2 separate regions of the Homo sapiens genome follow, and region 2 is linked to region 1. A link is an interaction called in ENCODE POLR2A ChIA-PET data of the cell type or tissue named here. Cell type or tissue: PC-9. All regions are shown on one strand.

Region 1 (2,500 bases):
ACACACAGCTCTAGCCTTCCTCTAGCCAGGTCCCTGCCCTCCGCCCACCGCAGACTCACCGATGAACTCGATGGACTTGTCCAGCCAGGGCAGCAGTTTTTCACAGTAGTTGTCGTTGATGGGGACCCGCATGAAGCGGCTCTCGCAGATGAAGTCAGGCTTGGGGCAGGAGTTGCTGGCGTTGAGGACGTAGCTTATTCCATTTTGCGTCATCAGATCCTGGAGGGGCGGGAGGGCGGGTTGGAAAGGGGTGGGAGAAGCTCGGGGCGGGAGTGAAGGTGGAGGCTTTTCCTGCCCTGCCGTCAGGAGGGCCTTTAGAATCCTGGGAGCCTTGGAATTTGTCCCAGATCCCAGTGTATCCAGGGGAGGGCCCAGGAGGCCTCTCTGGTCCACCCTGGCACCCTGGGCCCGTGCGGGGGGTGGGGCACGGCTGGCCTCCGACTGCAGGCCCCACCCACGGCTGGTGGTGGGCTCCTAGGAATTTTATGATTGCCTGGGTGGTGGCTTTTACCCTTTTCCCTCGTCACCATTTTTAAAACATGGGATTCTTTCAGAGCTGGCCAGAGGCCCAGTGACATCCGCAGCTTGGCATGCCAGCTCCCCGCTCCTCCCCCGAGCCCTGCCGGGCCCTCCCGCAAGCCCTGCTGTGGTCCTTCCAGGGGCATGGGTGGGGAGCCTGGGGTCCTCCTGGGCCCCCACCCATGCTTCTCCCACACCCAGCTCATCCACTGCCTTCAGCTCCTTTCCTCCCTCATCCCCCGCTCCGCTGCCAAGCTGCTTCTGGAGCTCCTGCCCCTTTCCCATTGACCACCCCCCGAACTCCACTGCACACACACCTTGTTTAGGACGTCCTTCTGCGAGCCCAGGTAGAGGTGAGGCAGGATGCGGGTCAGGCCCACGCTGGGCACAGGCAGGCAGGGCTGGGAGAGGCTCATGGGTAGCAGGGCAGCAGGCTTGCCCTCGCAGAGGCCGGGGAAGCAGGAGGAGAAGGTGGCGAAGCCCCCTGTAGGAGGAGGGCCGTCAAGTGGGTTGAGAGAACACCTAGGGCTCCCTGTCCGCCTAGGGTGCCCTGTCCGCCTAGGGCACCCCATCTACTGCTGAGGATCAGTCACACCCAGCCCAGACCCGAGCCTGAGCCCAGCCGGCAAGCCTCTGGCGGAGCACCTGCTCTGCCCGCGGTGGGGGGAGGGGGTACTGCCACACATTTACAGCCTGCACCTACGCCCACATTCCTCCTCATGCTAATTAGGGGCTGACCCAGCTGAGGACGCCGCTAGGATGCCCGTAAAGGTGGCGTTGAGGTGGCTGGCCATCACGGCACGCGCTGGGCCCAGGCAGGGGTGGGCTCAGAGGCCACAGGGGTCTCCTGCTGAGGGTGTGTGTCACACAGCCCAGAGGAGAGGCCCTCACGAGCCCGGCCATCTCCCATACCCATGGCCTGGGGCCAGGCTGGGCCTTCCTCCTCCCCTGCACTGATGCAATGCCTCCCTGCCTCCAGCTGGCTGGGAGCCCCAGGCCTGGGCTTGGGTGCCAGGACCAGGAGGCCAGGGCTTCCGAGAGGCCCTCCCCGTCCCCAGGCATGACATCACCCTGGCACAGCCCTCGGGGCATTTGCTGTCTGGTTATGGCTGTACTCCACCCAGCAGGGGAGGACGGAGAGTGGAGAAGCCCGGGGCACTGGGGGCACGCAGAGCAGGCAGTGGGCACCCGCTGCACACGTGACCAGCGTGTGCTGCTGCCTTCCACACACGTCCAAGTCCGAGGCCACAGGCTGGTGGGAGGAAGTCCCCTGCCCTGCACCAGCTGGAAGGACCCGAACGTGAATCCCTGGATGTCTGACTCAGTGACCATGGGTAGTGCACACCATGGCTCTGGTCTCAGCTTCCTCCTCCTGCCTGCCACACAGCATCATGTGGTTCCAAGAAGATAATGAGCACGAAGACACATGGTGAGAATGGACCTGGCCGTCCCTGACCTGGCTGGGGCGACCACCGATGTGGACCAGAAACTGGGCAGCACCCACCTGGTGGCTGCCAGCTCTTGGGAGGGTGAAGCCAGCATGGCCCAGCACCACCCCGAGGACACCTTCCAGAACATAAGCCCCCATGGCAAGCCGGCTCCTGCTTGTGCAGAGCCTGAGGCAGCTGGGCTGAGGCCTGCCCTATCCCATTGGACGGGGCAGGGGAGTGACGGCGGGAGCTCAGGGCCTGGGAACCCCAGGGCTCTTTTTTGTCCTGGTTTGCAGAAGAGGCTGGTGCCACATGTGTAGCAGGTGCCCACTGCCTGCCCCGCGTGCCCCCAGTGCCTAGGGCTCCTCCTCTCTCCATTCTCCCCTGCTGGGTGGAGTAGAGCCACCCTGGATAACTCCTGAGGACAGGGGAGTGTGTGCAAACCCCCAACCAGAACACCTGCTGTGCCAGCTCCCCGTGTCCCTAAAAAGGGCGTGACGCTGGGGGACTGTGGAGATAGGGGAAGCTCCAGGCTGGGTGGGTTGAGGCAG
Region 2 (2,500 bases), 760 kb before region 1:
AGGGAATGGGAATGAGTGAGGGTGGGGCCACCCGAAGAGTAATCCTCCCCCAGCCTCCCTCTCTCACGCAGCCCCTCACCCACCACCCCAGACTGAAGCCGTCACTGCGTCCTGAGGGTGCAGCAGCGGGAGGCACCTGCCACCCAGTCCCATGCTCACCCCTGGGACCACCTGGCTTCCTTTCAGTCCCCCCCTCCCCACCGCCAGCGTCTTCCCAGCCAGCCTCACACGCCGCTCACGCTCGGGGCTCACGTGCACCCCAGCCAGCTCCGGCTTTTAAAGGGCCAGGCACCTCTGGGGGCAGTGCCAGGGGCCGGGGCCAGGGTGCCTACCGGAGCACCTCGACCTGGACAGCTGTGGTGACCATCCCCCACATCCTTCAGCACAGAGAGAGCAGCAGCCGGCACCTGCCCCCTTCGAGCTAGGGGCTGGGGTCCCGGGCGCCCTAAGACCCCCCGACCTGGGCTCAGCTATCCCAGGTATAGCTCTCCTCCCATGGCAGCTCCACCTAGGGCCTGCAGAGCTCCTCCCCACGATGCCCACACCCCCCACAGCCAGCCCCTTGCCCGCCCCTTCCTCCCCTCCACCCCTCCCAGGAGTTTCACTCATGGACACACAGAAGCCAGTGATGGGACCCCTGGAAGCCTTGGGGGTGGGGGATGGCTGGCCTTCTGAGGCCCCCTGTGGCTGGCACCCCCATCCACTACAGAGGAGGAGAGGACAGGCCTCTCCCACTAAGCAGCAAGGCTGGGGAGCCACAGCCAGCCTCAGGGGCCTCCCATAGGGTCATGGCCATAAAATCCCAGCTTCGGGGGCCTTTCCCCCCTCCCTGGGCCCCCCAGAGGCCAGCTGTTTCACCCACCGGCAGCGCCGTTGCCCAGGGCCACGCGGCTGGCTCACACCCACAGATCCTCAGGGACTCGTAACCTTCACCTCGGCTTTCCAGGGCTGGGCCATCCACCACCGACCCCCGCTCCGCCACCTGCCCGCTGGTCCTGCTCTCACTCTGCCCCAGGCACTCACTCTGGATGGCTCTTCCACACTCCAGCCCAGCACTCACACAGAAGGGGAAGCTGCCGGGGGAGGAGGCGAGGGGCCGCAGGGATTGGCCGTGGGGCGGGGTGGGGCGGGCTTGGGTGGGGGGGCACTTTCTCTTTCACTTTGGGCAAGCAGAGGCTTCCGGCAGCCTTGAGAGGAGAGATGAGCAGGGGTGGGTCTGACTCAGGCTGACCTGGCACAGCGAGGCCACCCACCGACAGGGACCTCAGCGCGTGGCCACCACACCCCCAGCACACATGTGTTCCTGTCTGCTGCCTGTGGGTTGAACCCTATAGCATTTCCTGGCCTGGATCTGTCTAGGGCTGGTACTCTGAGAATGAGGCTTTCTCCGGGCCAGGGTACCCTGTATGTACCTGGACAGGGAATCCGGTGCTGTGGAGCAGAGATGGGCTAACACCCACTCGTGTCTGTGGGATGTGTGTCTGCTAGGGGCAGATGCATGTCAGGGAAGCCTCATGCTGGGCCACAAAAAAGGCCTGCTGTCCACAGGGAAGAGCTAGCTGGGTGCCAGAGGCCACTGTTGCCACCCACAGGCCCTGCTCACCTGGCAGGTCCAGAGGGCACACGAGCTGGCATGCCCAGAGCCCTCTGCCCCACCACCCGTCCCACTCAGGGCTTCACCGTCAGACCTGCCTTTCCCTGCCTCAGCCAGTGGTGGTGACAAGCTGACCTCTGAACTTCTACCTGATCCCTCCTAGCCCCCCCCACCCCTGCCGCCCCACTCTTCGGGTGCAGACTGGCCACAGCTCTCCGGGCTGCGCTGGGCCCTTCATCTCCACTCTAGTCCCTCCCAGGGGTGTACCCTGGCCCTCCAGGGACTGAGCAACCCCCTTCCTCCTGGGAGCCTATCTCCAGTCTGGGATGAGGACACCTGCATGATAGGGGCAATCCTGGAAGTCAGGCCGACCGAGGTGGGGAGCGGCCATTCGTCCCAAGAAGAGAAGCAGGCCCAGAGATCCCAGGGCGGAGAGGCAGGCCTGGGCCCGCACGTCACCCAGTGCAGCGGAGAGGAGCTTCTGGGTGGAGAATGATGACAGTGAGGGGCTCTGCCTGGGGAAGAACCGGCAGGGGTTCCCTCTGAACGCCAACCCCGCCTTTCTCTGCCCTCACTCGGCAGTTCCCACCCCTGGTTTATGAGACAGCTGGCCAGGGCCCTCCCCCTGCACTGATGTTGCTATAGAAACCCTGCAGCCCCAGCCGGGCCCCGGGCTGTGAGCCGTCACTGTCCCCCCTTCATAGTCAGGTGAACTGAGGCCACAGGCAAGCCAGGGAGACAGCAGGAGAGCAGAGACCACCCCACAGGAAGATACCGCTGCTTCCGAATCTGCAGGGGTAAAATCCTCCACCCAAGAAGCCGCCAGGCTCCTCCTACCCCCAAGAAAGGCAATGGGGGTGAGGCTCCGAGTCTGGCCGGCGGCTCCCCATTCAATCTCCCGCTGTC

What was found. Peaks named below come from ENCODE experiments on the same cell type or tissue, not always from the same donor. Only the 100,000 strongest peaks of a DNase experiment are listed, where the experiment ranks them.
Region 2: POLR2A ChIA-PET joins it to region 1 with 7 read pairs; 1 of 35 experiments calls an interaction of 5 or more read pairs at or near these places.

What each region holds. Positions count from the first base shown.
Region 1 is chr11:1,558,053-1,560,552 of GRCh38, forward strand. It overlaps DUSP8 (dual specificity phosphatase 8), which reads right to left. Exons shown (of 7, transcript NM_004420.3): 4 at 837-1,003; 5 at 60-219. Among named protein-coding and RNA genes, the nearest start is that of DUSP8, 13 kb to the right of the region's middle. RefSeq lists enhancers at 1-506, 1,305-2,100. In PC-9, no CTCF peak of the experiment used is centred here; DNase peaks (open chromatin) are centred at 539, 1,219 and 1,559; H3K4me3 peaks cover 1,502 bases; H3K27ac peaks cover 937 bases.
Region 2 is chr11:795,181-797,680 of GRCh38, forward strand. All of the region lies in intron 1 of SLC25A22 (solute carrier family 25 member 22), which reads right to left. PANO1 (proapoptotic nucleolar protein 1) reads left to right here and starts at 2,446. Exons shown (of 1, transcript XM_034751809.2): 1 at 2,446-2,500. The coding sequence starts at 2,446. RefSeq lists enhancers at 86-604, 1,122-1,640, 1,246-1,385, 1,946-2,015, 2,086-2,145 and 1 more and silencers at 186-245, 496-575, 1,056-1,125. In PC-9, no CTCF peak of the experiment used is centred here; a DNase peak (open chromatin) is centred at 1,191; H3K4me3 peaks cover 2,215 bases.